Regions from separate parts of the Mus musculus genome. Here region 2 is linked to region 1. Evidence: chromatin loops called from intact Hi-C (ENCODE). Cell type or tissue: heart. All regions are shown on one strand.

The links. Hi-C counts contacts between places; a loop is a spot of excess contacts. Peaks named below come from ENCODE experiments on the same cell type or tissue, not always from the same donor. Only the 100,000 strongest peaks of a DNase experiment are listed, where the experiment ranks them.
Region 2: it touches region 1 in a loop (4-fold over the local background); 3 of 42 quality-filtered maps call a loop at or near these places.

Annotation. Positions count from the first base shown.
Region 1 is chr10:4,367,814-4,375,813 of GRCm38, forward strand. Zbtb2 (zinc finger and BTB domain containing 2) reads right to left here. Exons shown (of 3, transcript NM_001033466.3): 2 at 6,757-6,941; 3 at 1-2,038. The coding sequence starts at 6,929. The coding sequence ends at 667. Among named protein-coding and RNA genes, the nearest start is that of Zbtb2, 16 kb to the right of the region's middle. In heart, a CTCF peak has its summit at 4,335 (motif pointing left); no DNase peak of the experiment used is centred here.
Region 2 is chr10:3,531,311-3,539,310 of GRCm38, forward strand. All of the region lies in intron 2 of Gm30033 (a long non-coding RNA gene), which reads left to right. Among named protein-coding and RNA genes, the nearest start is that of Iyd, 5.0 kb to the right of the region's middle. In heart, CTCF peaks have their summits at 309 (motif pointing left) and 3,222 (motif pointing right); a DNase peak (open chromatin) is centred at 311; H3K4me3 peaks cover 219 bases; H3K27ac peaks cover 265 bases; H3K27me3 peaks cover 1,098 bases.

The DNA.
Region 1 (8,000 bases):
GCGCACCAATCCCCTTGCCTGTAGCAAGTATCCATATGCGTTCGCTCGCAGACAAATTCATAGCCCGTCAGGTTTTATCCAAAAATGAAGATTGCCGTCACATTATTACTCTTTTGCATTTGTTAAAGTAGTTCTCTTAACTAGTGATTTTCCTTAACCGGACATAATCTCAAAGGATACATTCTGAAATCAGACACCTAGAGGACAAAGATTAAAAACATTCTCTCTCTCGGGTTTAAAGTCTCCCACACCTTCCAGATTTGCATAGCAGTGCCCGCTTTATCTCTGAGAAGCTGTATTTTCTGACTTTGTTTCTGTGAGAAGGAAGACTTATCACCCAGGGACAGTCATAATTCTAGCTGACCAAATTATATTCTAGTTGTTTTATTATATACTCTTAATTAACTCCAAGTAGGTTTTTACAATAATCTAAAACTTCTCAAAACCTATTTCTTTATAAGTACTACTGACCATTATCCTTCCAATATCCCCTGAATTAAAGTAAATATAGTTCAGGATTATAATGCACAAAGCCTTACAGAGATGGGGCTGGGAGAAGGGGGCGGGAAAGAGCTGGGGCCCATTTGTATCATGCCATGGAGAAACTGTCCCGAATAGAGAAGATTCTTTGTAAAAAATGACAGTTTTTAAAAACACAAGTAACATTCAGTCTAGTAACACAGTTTCCTGTTCCTTTTTGATGGACGCTAACACAGGGTGGTCAGGTTCAGTTACTTCTGAGTCCCCACTGCCAAGCAGGACTGACCGCCCCTCGTCCAGGGCGAACACGTCTGAGTTCTGGTTCTGGCAGGAGTGTTTGACCACCTCATTGGGTGTGGAGAACGTCTTGTCACACAGGTTGCACTTGTAGGGCTTGTTGGCCTGCACCAGCATATTGTCCATCTGGCTGCCTTCCTCGAACGTGCAGAGCTCCAGTGTCTGCTTGTCCACCATGGTGTAGGTGTCAATGCTCTGGTTGAGGCACACGTGGCGTGCGGCCTGGTTGGCCCTACAGAAGCTCTTGTCACAGGTGCTGCACTTGAAGGGTTTGCCCGTGTGAATGTACATGTGCTCACGCCAGTGGCTTTTCTGGATGAACTTGCGGCCGCAGATCGTGCACTCATACTTGCGCCTCTTCACTTCCCTCTCTTGGTCTGCCTGCTCCAAGTTGTCGATGTCTGCAATGTCTGAGGGCGGTGGGGTCTCCGACTGTTGCTGCCCATCGATGATGGGGGAGTCGGAGATGTGCTGCAGCTCGCTGTCGCTGATCATCCCCGCCTCCGGTACTTCCAGAGCATCCTTGCCCAGGTCGGCCGCATTGCTGCAGAGAGACAGGGGCCCACGGCCTTCCCCTGGCGGGCCCGCAGTGAAGGGTACCCCGGTGTGGATCTGCAGGTGCTCCCGCAGGCTGCTGCGCAGCGTGAAGCGACGGCCGCACAGGTGGCAGGCATAGTACTTGGGGAAGCTTCCATTCCTCTTCATGATGCTTGGCTTCACGTGGGCGATCGTAAGGGATGATGGCTGCTCGTCAGAGGAAGAGGCCTCTAGGTTGGTCTCCTCCCCAGGAGGAGGGGGAGGCACAGGTGTGGAGACAAGTTCAGGTGACAGCGAGGTCTGCAGGGGGTCTTCGGGAGTTATATTTGTCCGATTCACCTGGGCTAGGTTTGAAGTCAGCTGGGACAGCTGCGAGGTCTCTGGTACAGGCTCCTGGTTCATCCTGGATGCCTGTGGCCTAGGCTCCCGTCCAAGTTTCTCAGGCCCTAAATTCATCTTGGTGGCTTGTCTCAGCTGATGGTCTGCAATCTGAATGCCGTACAAGGATGAGGCCAGAGGGAAGACTTGCTCGGGATGGGAAAAGCTGCCTTGGCTGGCAAGGCTGGCTTCCTGGATGAGGGGGTATGCGTGCAGGAATTTGATCCCTTGCTCTAGCCTCACAGGGTCGATGAGCTGTGGGGCCATCTTCCCTGTGTACATCAGGTGGAGCAGATAGCTGAATATGTCAGGCTGTATGTCAGTGGGCTTCAGGCGGACGCATTCACTGAAAGAAAGTAGAGACCCGTGAGGAAACAGCAGCCTCTGACTCAACTGAAGCCTGAAGAACAGCTCAGACACTCGAAACCAAATGACCACGCTGACTGAGCGTAGTCACAGACCCAGTTCAGAGCTCAGCAGAACAAGGAAGGTAAGGAAAAGACCTGCTGTGATTGGAAAGCCTTTAAAGCTGTGAAGTGACATGGGAGGGGTTGGTAGCACAACAGTGCAGATGAGCAGGACCTCTCTGAGTTATGAGACCTTCCCACCACCTTTCCAGGGCTGCAAGGTGGCACTGGAAAGCACCTTGAGGGAGGCCTCGCCAAGCGTCCTGCCGTGGGCTTTGCGGCCTTTCCAGTAACCACCGTAATGCTTCCTTTACAGGCGGTAGGGCTCACGGTGCACTTCCGGGTTGGGGAGTGGTGGGGCTAGGCCTGCTTAATTCCAAAGCCACACGGAGGCCCCCCAGAGCAGCTGTGGGGCACATGCTGTGTCTGAGCAGCCTCCTCTGGTAAGCAGTAAAGCACCTGCAGGCGTGGTGGCTCAGCCAGCTGTCTATCTTTTAGACTAAGGTCACTTCAGAAGCAGCGTCCCCTATAGGATGCTTCAGAGCTGAGAGTGAAGGAAGAAGTGGGGCCCCTCCTCAGACCATCACTACTGAGAGAACTTCTCACATCTCCAGAGGCCAAGGAGATACATCTCTCTGAAGAGGAGGCGGCATACAAGATCACCCACCAAGTACATATGTTCTAAGCATTCTGGAAACAGTTCCCTTGAATGTCCTTAGAATTTATAATAATTTTCATTATATAACTTCTTGTCATTAAAGTATTTTTGGCAGGTTTAGCAATTATGTTCACTGTTTAAATCAATTGTCTCTCACCATGCTAAAATATTAATGGCCTACCTCATCTTCTAAATTTAACATTTTATTTTACTAAAATAAAAATAGATGAGCTAGGCATGATATATAATCTCAGCACACAGAGGGATGAGGCAGGAGGATTGTCTGAACTTCAAGGCCAGCCTAGCTACAGTGCAAGACAAAGGAAAAGAAAAAAGAAAAACAGAGAAAAGGCTAATGTGATGTCAAGATCAACTTCTAGGCTTCTGGTGGGACAGCTCTATCACTGGCTGGGCAGCACAGTGTGTATTCTGTGAAGACTTAAGACTCCACACGCTTAACTACAAAACGTCAGAGTCAAGCATAAAACCCAGCACCCAGGTATGGGAAATGCAAGCCTAATGCGGTTTCTTAAAAAAAAAAAAGACAAAGATTGTTAGTTCCTATCTTTACTTCGCCTTTTCTCTCTCACGCTGACTGAGGCAAGGTTTCCAGGTATGGATCTGGCTGGCCTGGAACTCACAGAGACACACCTCCTGCTTCCCAGTACTGGAACTAAAATGCGAGGTGCCACTGGCATCATCAGGCAGAGGCCCAGGAACTCAGAGACCAAGGCCAGAGATGCGCATTTCTCCAGGAGTCAGATGTGGTCCTCAAGGGAAGGGAAGTCCAGCCGGGGCTCTCTTCCAGTGTTCCCGGTCCTGCCCAGCTGAGCTCCTGTATCCCGGTCCTATCCAGCTGAGCCCCTTTCTGCAGGCTTTGCAGTTGCTCACTGTGGTCAGATGGCCCAGTCTGTTGATTGCTTGGAAGTTGTTACTGACAGTAAGCCTCTACAACTTAAACAAGTGTTTATAGTTCTTAATGATGCAAGGACAGACCTGGGAAGCCATCACTACATACACTGCAGTAAGTGCTGGGCTCCTGGGCTTGGCAACACTGGCAGAATACTATGGGCAGGAAGCTGGGAGTCCCCGGGGTAGCCCAGCCAGCACATGTGCACACACATATACGTAGTTTCTTCTGTGCTGTTTCAGCTACTGGAATCCTGGGCTCCTTTTCCTGGGGGGGCTGGATGGACTGTTCTTTCTTCCTATCCACTCAACATGATGGGGCCTGACTGTCACTTTTCCTCTACAACACACACAAGTAGTCCCACCTAAGCTTCGAGGTGCACACATCTGCCAGGTGGGAGAAGGGCAAAGGGAGTGTTAGCACAACCACAGACAGAAATCCCACCCTCAGTTTCTCCTTCACTGCAATTCTAGTTTTAAAGTAGGAGACAGGGCCTCAATATGTACACGAGGCCAGCCTTGAACTCACAGTGATCCACCTGCCACTGCCTTTGGATCTCTAGATTAGAGAAAGGCACAGGCCACCACACTCGGCAGGTTATTCTTACCAGGAGATGTGAATTTTCAGCGTTTATTCTACAGAGAAAAGATAGAGACACCTAGTGGTGACTGAAGGACAGCACCTTTCCATTTTGCCTAGAGATAGATCAGGCGGGTGCCTCTGCCAGGAGGCAGGAAGAGCTGCTTAAAAGCATGCTGCTCTCTGCTCTATTGGTGACAATAAACCTGAATCCTGCACAGGTGTGGACAAGGATGGTCACCTGGCGGGGGTTCTCAGCTAGAAAGACACATCCCTTTGTTAGAAAGACATTGGTTCACCGCCCTATATGTAAAATAAGGGACAATGTTTCTTGCATGTAATTAAAAATCTGCCGGGCGTGGTGGCGCATGCCTGTAATCCCAGCACTCCGGAGGCAGAGGCAGGAGGATTTCTGAGTTCTAGGCCAGCCTGGTCTACAGAGTGAGTTCCAGGACAGTCAGGACTACACAGAGAAACCCTGTCTCGGAAAAAGAAAAAAAACCAACCAACCAAACAAACAAAAACACCCAATGCATTACATTGTCTTTTACATTTCCAAATTAAAGGCATTTCTTTTTCAATATCAATTAGTTCACTGGGTTGAGATTAGATGTAGCATATAACATTTTTGGCGAATATAATTATGAATTTCTTTTGAGATAGGGTCTTGGCTAGTCTGGACCTGACAAATTTCCTGCCTCAGCCTCCCATGTCCCCCTCCCACATGTCATATGACCTCTCAAGGACTCATTCCCAGTGCTCTGGGACAGTATGTTGACGGATGTTTACCATTTGATGCCTCAGCCATCCTCGGTGGTGGTGGTGTAGATCTGTAAACCCCTCTGCTTTTTCACTGTAAGCAGGAAGGGGCAAGTCTACAGATGGTGATTTTCAAGAGAGCGGAGGGGGAGTGCACAGAGAGCAATTTAGGTGAACGCAGAGCTCCTGAGGAGGCACGACAGTCATCCTTGAGGATTTTGTCCACTTGACTAGGATGAGGGCAAGGACAGAGAAAGTCAGGGGTGGACAGTGGATAGTGCACCACTGTGGGAAGTTACGGACAAAGGCTCACCTCACTCCAAGTACTCTTTAGGGACACTAATCTGACAGTGATGTGGGCAATGGATGGTTACGAATGGGAGTGAGCAAGCAACGACAGGGCACTGGCACATGTGTTGAAGAGCTATGGCCTAGGATCGGTGAGATAGGATCTGAAATAGATCTGAAGCCTGGGTTACTCGAAGATGAAAATGGGCAAGCCAAGAGTCTTTTTGGAGAGAGCCTTTTAGTTCTCATTGTGTTATTCATGCACAATGAGAAAAACAGAGTGAGGGTACTCAGGTCTAAATGACCATCAGGCAGCCAGGGCAGGCTTCTGTAGCTAGGAAGATGGAGGCTAGACCTGAAACTAACAAGCTTCTACCAGCCAAGGAAAGGGAGAAGATGACCTGGACACCACAGACAATGCGCAAAGACAGCAGGGGCTCAGGAGGCCCCAGGAAGAACAAAGGACATTTGGTCACAGTGAGGGCTGAGGAGAACAGGAGCATGGCCTGCAGGAGGGCAGTGTTCTGGTGGAGAGGAGTCCTTTGGAACGCGACTGCAGTGGAAGAGAGGAAACCACAGCGCAGTGGACAGGAAGAGTGCGGGATGAGCAGAGCTGTTGGAGGTTCAAGGAGAACAGAGAATCAGCCAGCATTCCCTGCTGGTCAGGTCAAGGGCAGTCTTCCCCCCAAACTGGGCAGGGACTGGGGGTGGGGTGAGGGGTGAGGCTGGTGAAGAGCAGAGTAAGATGGAGAGGTGGAAGGAAGGGATAAGGAAGAGGGGAGATTTATTTTCCTCACATACCTAGAGATTCTTTTCCCTAAAATAGTTAGGAGAAATAAAAACAAAACAACAACAACAACAACAACAACAAAAAATAGCAAAGACAGAAATTTTGCATTAGAAAAGAGGGAACAGGGGCTGGAGAGATGGCTCAGTGGTTAAGAGCGCTGACTACTCTTCTGAAGGTCGTGAGTTCAAATCCCAGCAACCACATGGTGGCTCACAACCATCCACGATGAGATTTGATGCCCTCTTCTGGGGTGTCTGAAGACAGCTACAGTGTATTTACATATAATAAATAAATAAATAAATCTTAAAAAAAAAAAGGAAAGAAAAGAAAAGAAAAGAAAAGAAAGAGGGAACAGGAAATTTGTACTTTTCAGCTCCTCATTTGAAACTAAATAAAGGGGAACCAGGAGATTGGGCCTGAAGGAGCAGGAGGGCTCACTGACGGTTCGCTGAGGTCTCCTGGCCAATCATGGGTGAGACTCAGGAAGGCAGTTTGGAGGGCAAGGGGCTGCGTGGGGCCAGGTAAAGGTAGGTGGTTCTCAAGTGCGTGGGGTGGGTGCCTAGATCCTGGAGAGGCAGAGAGACCCACGGTCTGAGTGAAGCAGACAGTGGGAAGAGGGGCCCAGCATCAGGAGGTCGACAGCCCTTAGGTTATTATCAAGCACTTTAGTTACCTGGTCTGATGGACAAACAACATCTTAAAGTAATTGGAGAATGAAGCGAGAACTGATTTGTGTGCCTTGAAGTACACATCGCCGATTGCAACCGTGCAGTCACACAGGAAACCAAACTCTCGCTGAGCGTTTAACTGCTGCAGTAGAATAAGTCCATGGTTGGTCAAATCCATTTTTTAAAAAATCTGCAAAGTAAACAATTTTATTTTTAAGAAAGGTGTTCCACAAATAAGAATGTGTCCCTAACGTTACAGTAATGTTCACAGCTAACATGTCACCAAGGCTAACATGTCGGGCCCCGTTAAACATGGAACATACATCAATTCATTTCATTAGTTCAACAGTCCTTGGAACAGGACCCGGTGTCATCTAGGGCAAATCAGGAGGAGGAACCTGCTGAGGCTGGAAATAAACCCAGGCAGAACACCTCCAAGTATCAGTTCTTAAAGGATCCCCAAGGCAAACACTAATGATTCTCTCTCTCTTTTCTTTTCTTTTCTTTTCTTTTCTTTTCTTTTCTTTTCTTTTCTTTTCTTTTCTTTTCTTTTCTTTTCTTTTCTTTTCTTTTCTTTTTTTTTCTGTGTAGCCCTGGCTGTCCTGGATCTCAACTCTGTAGACCAGGCTGGCCTTGAACTCAGAAAGCCGCTTGCCTCTGCCTCCCAAGAGCTGGGATTAAAAGCCTGCACCACCACTGTCCAGCTAACACTAAATGATTCTCGAGAACCTGCCTAGTCTTTCACCAAGACCTCTCCTCCACTACAGGCAGCCCCACAAAGGCTTGCATAACCATTAGCAATGGAGCTGCGCCTTCTTTTTGTGGAAGAGGAAATGGATTTTGAGACTTGTAAGTAAGCTGCCCCAGGCCTCCTGGGAAGGCAAAGGAGTTCAAATTTAAATTTGAATGCATCTACTTCAGATTCTCCTCTTTACAGCATTCCGTCACCCTACCAAAGTCCTGAGGACTGACGCATTTACTGTGAGAAGCCGCCGGAAGCTGGCAGGCTCAGGCAATCCATTCCTCCTTCAGCACACCAGGAAAGCCCACTGCAGGGATGAGCACCCATTTCCCCAAGAGGCAGAGCAAGGCTTAGAGTGCGTGGTCCTCACCAGCAGCACTCAGAGTGCCAGGTAGAAAGCAAGATAGAAATCAAAGTCTATAGCCAGAAAGAGAAGAAGCAAACCTGTAATGTACAGAGCCCAAGGAATCTATACAAAAGTCTCCATAACTAATACATTAATCTGGT
Region 2 (8,000 bases), 840 kb before region 1:
TCTCTGGAAGGGTATCTATTTCCCAGGTTGTTTTCACAATAAACACAGCCAGAGTGGCTTAAAACAACACAGGTCTATTTTCTATGGCTCTGAAAGTCTGGTGTTAACAAGGCCTTGGCATGAACCTTCTGTGCTTCATTCAGCTTTGTCTACCATCCATCCTGTTTCTATGCCCTTAGGGCTCTGATACCATCCTTGTCCTTCCAGTTTAAGTTCCTAGAGAACCATAGACGTTGCCACCCACGGTAGTGCCAGCCAGGCATTGAGGCTGCCAGCCTGCCTGTCCCGTTCAAGCATGGCCCTCTCCTGCCATCTTGTGGCACAATCTAGGTTTTGGTTGACTTTTCGTCTGTTTTGCCTGATGCTGTTTCAAAGCCCAAACCATATAGGTACTGACTCTAATAAGTCTCCCATTTTGACTCTCCTAAGTACCCTCCTAGCCACCAAGTCACACTACAACTTTAAGCTCACTTTCCTGCGACTAGCCCACTCTGTCCCTAGATGTTCTCAGTGTGTCCTTGGTCTTATTGACTCCACAGTTCATTTTTCTGCTCTCTAATGCTTTTTTTTCCCCCTAGCCATGGCTACTTAACTCAGTCTATAAATGTCAATCTTTTCTAACCAATAAGACCAGTGGCTTTCATATGTTTGTGAGTAAGATCTCCAGGGAGAAATTAGCTTTCAGTTCTGATCTTACACACACAAGCAAAGATATTTTGACTCTCCTAAGTGCCGTGAAATAGTCCTTATTGTTCTAGGATGCTGTGCATTCATTCTTCTGTTCTAGCTTGGGGGTGGGGGGAATTTGGATGTCATTAAAAATGATTCACAACCTTTGATTGGTTTTACAAGTGCTATTTTCACCGGAGCCGGTGTCCAAATTAACACAGAACTTTCTCTGTGTGTACACATAAATCTCTGTGTGTGTATGAGATTGTGTGCATACATGCGTGCGTGCGTGCGTGTGTGTGTGTGTGTGTGTGTGTGTGTGTGTGTGTGTGTGTGAGAGAGAGAGAGAGAGAGAGAGGGAGAGAGAGAGAGAGTATGAGTGTGTGTATGAGTGTCTGTGTGTGTGAGAGAGAGAGAGAGTATGAGTGTGTGTATGAGAGAGAGAGTGTGTGTGCGTGTGTATGAGATTGTGTGCATGCATGCGTGTGTGTGTGTGTGTGTGTGTGAGAGAGAGAGAGAGACAGTGTGTATGTAGATATAAATATGTGTGTGTCTCTGTGTGTGTGTGTATGAGAGAGTATGTATATACACATAAATCTGTGTCTGGGTGTGTGTATGTGTTATTGTGTGTGTGTGTATGAGAGTGTGTGTATATAGATACATATATACACATAAATCTGTGTCTGTGTGTGCATATGTATATGGAAGAGTGTGTATGTGTCTGTTTGTGTGAGTGTATGAGAGTGTGTGTGCATATACACAAACCTGTGTGTATGTATATGAAAGAGTGTGTTATGTGTATATAATATAAATCTTTTTTTGTGTGTGTGTGTATGCAAATCTGTGTGTCTGGGTTGTGAGTATATGTGTATGAAAGAGTGTGTGTGCACGTAACTGTGAATGTGTGTGTGTGAGAAAACCTGAGATTGGCATCTGGTTCCTTACTCAGCCTCTTGCCACCAGGTATTAGTAATCTCTTGATGGTTCTAGCGTTACAGATCAGTGCTATTGTCCCAAGCTTTGTTGTATGGGTCCTGGGAATCCATGCTTCCGCAGCGGACACTTTACTGAGCCACTGCCCCAGCCCTGAGTTGAACTTTTACTTCCCTCTTAATTCCCAATAGCAAGAAGAGTAATGCTCTGCCCTCTCCCTTGTGTATGTGTGTGTGTGTGTCTGTGTGTGTGTGTTTGTGTGTGTCCTATTCCTCTCCCCTGTCCTTCTTCTACCTCTGCCCCCCCCCCAAAAAAAAAAACAGTGTCTCACTGTGTAGACAAGGCTGGACTGGAACTCTCAGAGATCCACCTGTCTCAGCCTCCCAAGTACCAGTACTAAAGTCTTACACCACCATGCCTGATCATGAGCAATTTCTTTAAAAGCTAAATTAGACTAAGTGTCGTAGGATTTAAAGTCCTCCAGCCCAGTTAGAATAAAATCCATCTCCTTTACAGGGCTTGCAAGCTTCTTTAGGGAAGGCCCCAGCTCCAATAGGGCTTGCACTTAGACTCACTCTGGCTGCTTTGCAAAGGCCACTAGTGTGGGTTGTAGCTTTCTTTGATACTCCTCTCATTTAGTTCTCGGTCTCACCATCTTGTCCTTAGAGTGGTGTTCCCGAGCACCCTAGCCAAGTCCCACCAATGCTTCTTGGTCTCCCCTAAGCTGCACCTAGAACAATTGTCCTTCAGGGTCCTGGGGGTGAGGGACGTTCCAGGAAATTCCCTCTTGGCTACTAAGAGTTAAGATTGCTCAAGCCCCTTATGCAAGTGGTACACTCTTTTTACACACAGCCCACACACCTCTGTGTATGCTTTAAAACCTCTAGATTGCTTAGAATCCCCAATTCAATGCAAATCCTATATAAACAATTACCCTGATAATTGTGTTATACAAGGGAAAGCCTGTACAAATTCACAATGGGTGATATTTTCCCCAGATATCTTAGATCTGGTTGGTTGAAGGTGGAGATGCAGAAGGCTTGGCAGGGGAGGGTCGACTGCACTTGCAGACCCTGAAAAGCATGCATTGCTTTGCTCCCCTTTTTGTGGTTACCCTGTGGGTGTTAGCTCCACAGGAAGAGGGCTGTTCTAGCCCCTGAGGTAAGGGTTAGAACACAGGTCTTGGTCAGGGCCAGCTGTTGGTGTCAGGAGAGACAGAAGCAAGACTGGGCAGGGGAATGCCGTTCCAACAGTTCATTCAGCCCACCCTTAAGGGATGGCTGAGGATTGGATGCCCCTCAAGACTGTCTAGATCTGAGCCTAAGGTTGTTTGGTAATTCAGTGGGCTGCCTCAGGAGAGTTGAGTAGTATGGTCCCACCATGTCACCCCTTCCCCATTTGGCCTTCTACTAAAACCCAGCAGGCTGAGTTGTGGTAGTACTGCCCTTGTTACTACCCGACCCCGTAAGATTTGCCACATCCTCTTTCTAAATTTAAGGTCTTCATTAAATCCCCATATTCAATATCACCTTGTTCTAATCCTATGCCACCTCCTTGACAGATTTTAGCCAGGTAAAAGCCATTCTAACAACGCGAACTGGCACCCAAGAACTCAAGTAGTTCCACATGTGGCCAGTAGATGGCAGTATTTCTCCAGTAAAAAGCTGAGGTTTATGTGGAGTTCTTTATTTAATATTAAATAGTGATTGTTTTGAATGAAACCGTGATTATGTCAATGCTTCCGATGCATTTATTTTCACAGGCGGCCTGCGCTGGGCAGTCAGGCCATCTCTGACTATGATTGCTCCAGTAGGAACGACAGGACATGCTCAGCCTCTTGCTTTATAGGCAGACAGTATCAGTCCTGGCTCACCACTAATGTGGACCTGGGTTGTTTCAAGAGGTGCAGTGGGGAAAGGGTATTAAAAATGAGCCTCGCTTGGGAGAAGTGTGCCTTGCAATTGGGACAAACTTTTGTTATTGTTGTTGTTCTACACAATGAGAACTGACACAGGGGTGGGAAGGGTTTCTTTTATTTTTTTATGTTTTTATACTATAATTATATAATATAAATGGTATATTTGAATGATATGTTTTAGTTTTTTGAATTTCTAGAACAGCACCATTTTTATGAAATATTCCTCTTCTGACTTATTCTGCTACTTTGATATTTTTTTAAGAGTGTCTTTTCCAGGTGTTCTGACCCCACTTCTCCCTGCTCCTTCAGGACCCGTTTGCATGGATGACATCATTGTCTGTTACTTCTGGGGTTCACAATGCAGCCTGCTGGTCAGGGTGTTAACAAGAGCGTTCCAGCCCAACTACCACTCAAGGGTTCCCCTTGACCCAAGGGAACTCACTTATGCAGGCAAGCATGGGCTGCTCAGTAACTGTCTCCATGGCAATAAAGTCACTTGTTGACGGACATATCCACTAGCAGAAACTAGATGGAACTCTCCTTGGAAAAACTTGATACAGGCTTCTTGGCCAAGCTCTGTCATCAGCTGGTTTAGCCCAGTTTGGACAAGAATACTGTTGAGTCAGTTTTGATAAAAAAAAATTCTCCAGTCTCAATACCTAATCAGATTGCTCATACCCTGTTCTTAATGCCTTATCACCCTGGCCCATTTTCTACTGACAGCCTGTTATGCAGGACAAAGGAGAACCACCCCCCTTGCCGTTTCCATAGTTACCTTCCATCCACTGACCCCCAGCATCCCCCCCTTGGTATCTAATCCCTACCTGTCTTTGCTCTATTTGATGCTGAAGCCAATCTTTTTTATCTACATTGCTTGGAGCTGTGTTTTGAATGAAGTTTTCTTTGTCCTCTTTAATAAACGTGAAAATGAGTTCTTCCTTGAGATTATACAATACTAATAGGATTGAAGAGCAATCAACATTTGGGAACCCTGTTTGATTATTTTGTAAAGCTGAGCATTTTGTCCAAAATACAGAAAGTCCTTCCCTAAGACATCCCTCCAAGAGACACTGGAGTATGAGGTCTGGAGTTTCTACTCTGGGAACTTCAGGATGATGCTATCTGAACCATCCTGTCCAGTGTAAGCATGCTGTTCTGTGATGAAGGCACTCAAGGATGCTGCTCATCTCTCAAGGTTTGATTTCTTCTCCACCATGAGGACAGTAAGTGTGTCTACCTCAGGGCACTCCATGTCCCTTTCTCTTGGAACTCAGACCCAACTCAGAAGTTACAGAGTTGAAACCAAAACATTGGTTTTATTATTGATGAAAGTCAATTCTAGAAAGCACTTAGACATGTGGCTCCTCTGTTTTTGTTACATCAAGGTCTCCTCCTGCTCCTGTCACCACTGCTCCAGGCACTCCCCACCCCCTTCTGCTCTGATGGGCTTCCTTACCACTTGAGCAAACAAACAGCACATGGATGCTGCCAAGCCTGGAGACCATACAGGAACCCTCCTTTGCTATGCTGTGATATGCTGTGAGCATGCATGGGTGGGAGATGAGGCTCAGAAGCCAGTGGTAGGGGTGGAAGAAAGATAGGCATGTTATGTAATTTTCCACCATGAAGCCAGGCTCACCAGGGAAAATGCACAGGACAAGCATCTGCCACCTGGTAGTATCAGTAACTGTTGCTACAACTCAGCAAGCACAGCTGTTGTCTCCTTTGCCATCTTGCCTGAGGCTAAGCTCTTTCATAGAAAAGCATCTGTTTCAAAAGGAGAATTGCCATGGTTTTTCTCATGGGCCCAGCTTGTGACCTGAGAGGCGCTGCTTGGTTACTGCTCAGCTGAGGGAAATTCCTAGGGACTCCTCCAGTCTCAGAATGCTTTCCCTAGGAGCAAAGACAGTCATAATGGACCCATGACTTCTCCCATGCTTCTTTCCTGAGAACTGCTTATAGCTAAGAGTCTGTATTTGGGAACTCCCAGAACTGGCATACTTTAGATGTCCAAAGGGTTAAAAAAAAAAAAAAAAAAAAAAAAAAGCAGATCAAGCCTGTGAGATCTCACCTTTCTCCTATGGGGAACATAAGGAGCGGACTCAGTATGGATTTGAATGTGTGGTTTGCTTGGAGAGGGAAGTGTAACCTTTGATTGCACTGTGTAATCTCCAGTGTCTGACGATGTCACATCTGGCACTGGCGAGATCCCACAGAGTTGAGATTCCTATTGTCTGCTTTCTGAATTCGAAGCATTCATAGAAAAGCTACAGGAGAAGCTACTGTTTGCTTTCTCAGTCACAGCCTTTGTTGGTCCCTGATTTAAGGTGACCAGAGAGTCATCTTAGTACAAACCATGAAAACCCATTTTCATCCTTAACACTCTTAATCGATGTTTATCAGTGGTTTGTCATCTGTAAGACACTATGTGTGGTTGAAAGATGCAGTAGGAAAACGTCTCCGTTAACACGTAATGGCAGGAAGTTCTGCTTATCTCAGTGGTGTTGGGGCTGCAATCTGGAAAATCTGAATTTGGGGTAAAGTCATGGTTGAGTGTCTTTCTTCTGGTCTAGTCTTTCTCAAACTTTGGCCAGCACCAGAGTCACCCTGAAGGCTTGTGGAAACTAGACTGCTGAGCTCTGCCCTCAGGGTGTTTGAGCCACTAGGCCTAGGATTTGGCCTGGCGTTAGCATCTCTAACAAGCCCCCAAGGGATGTTCCTATTAGGACTAAGGTCTTACTGTGGTCTAACTTGCTCCTCTAAATAGCCAGTGACACATAGCCAGCCCTTCAGTCTCTGTTTGCTTGTTTGTTTGGTTGGTTGCTTGGTTGATTGGTTTTTCAGAGAGTGGAGTTTAATTTAAAATGTTTCATCCTGTGGACGCAATGGAATAATGCAAACAGAGGAGGACTTAACTATCATTGGCACACAGACATCATGAGTGCAGGCATGATTCCACTCAGCGAGTGTCAGACAGACATATTCTTGAGTGGGGTAGAATTAGTGAAGGGGGTTTGTGTATAGATGAAGCTGACTTTTTTATTTAAATGGACTTGTAAGTTCCTGTGTCTCCCTGACTTCATATTTGATCTGAGATCAGATCACGGACAGAGTTCAGCCCAGCCTTGCTTCCAGCTTTTCCTTAAATTGTTGCCATCACAGTTGCTGCTGAGCACTTGATCTCAACCAAGACAGCTTGGTTTGCTCCTGTGAGCTCTGCTGGCTCACTCGATGCCCTGGGCAGCCTCTTTCCTACAGAGCCCCCCTTTGTCCCCCTTTGCCTTCTGCAAACAAACATTGGGGACTTTGAGAAGCAGGAACACAGACTGACTTCATAGGATTAACATCAGCATATTTGTTTGGGGAGGTGTGTCTTCTAGAATAAATAATACCATTCCTGATGTGGTCTGCAAGGTGGCAGCGGGAGCCTCAAAAGATGAATTAGAACTGGTGATCGGTCTGTAGAGACGAGGAACAACGGAGGACGGTGGGGAATCGCCTAGTATCTCCTCCTGTAGCTTCCCTTGGCACTCTTCTCCTTTTTCTCACTGGATAAAGACAAAGTACAGAAGCTAAGTAGCCCAGGAGCCTTCACAGCAGTGGTTCTCAACTGTGGGTCATGACCCTTTGGGGATCAAACGAAAGACCATCGGAAAACATAGATATTTACATTATGATTCCTAACAGTAACCAAAATACAGCTATGAAGTAGCAAAGAAAATAACTGTATGGTTGGGGGGATCGAGGAAGTGTATTAAAAGGTCACTGCATTAGGAAGGTGAAGAAGCTCTGCTGTAGAGGTACTAAGAGAAGAGAGGGCCCATCCTCAGATCAGCTACACGGTGTTCTGTGACCCTATGGCACAGATCCTGTTCCTCAAGGGAAGCCACATTGTTCCTGTACAAGTGTACATTACATTGGCAGCTGAAGCATTGTTCTGTACCGACACTATCAGAAGCTGGAGGCCTGGTCACTGAGGAGGTGTTAGGGTTAGAGGAAGCTCACTGGGTCCAGCGCAGGTGAAAATTGGCGGAATTCACAGGGCCCACCCTCCCCCTCCCCTGTACTCTGAGACCTGCAGATGCACCAGGTCGGGAACTTGGGTGGGTTTCAAATTCTAGAGTCAAAGTTTCTTCCCTCTGGAAGCCTTGTCTGATCTCCACACTGCTCTGCCCATCCTGCTGCTGTTACAGCTGCCAGACTTCTTGCCCCTGCACTGTGCTTTTTTAAAAATCTCTTTTCGGTGAGCTCCCAGAGCTGAGTGTGAACCTTGGCAGCCAGGCAGCAATGTCTCTTGTACTAGCACATAAAATCCTTGTCCCAGCTTTCCCCTGTTACCCAGGCAGGCTCAACACCGCAGGATCTTAGCTAAGAATTCTAGTCCACACTGCAGACGTACCCAGCATGGACTCAGGCTGCTTATGTCCCATTTATCTTCTAATGGCTTTGGCATGTCATTTGACCTATTCATGCCTCATTC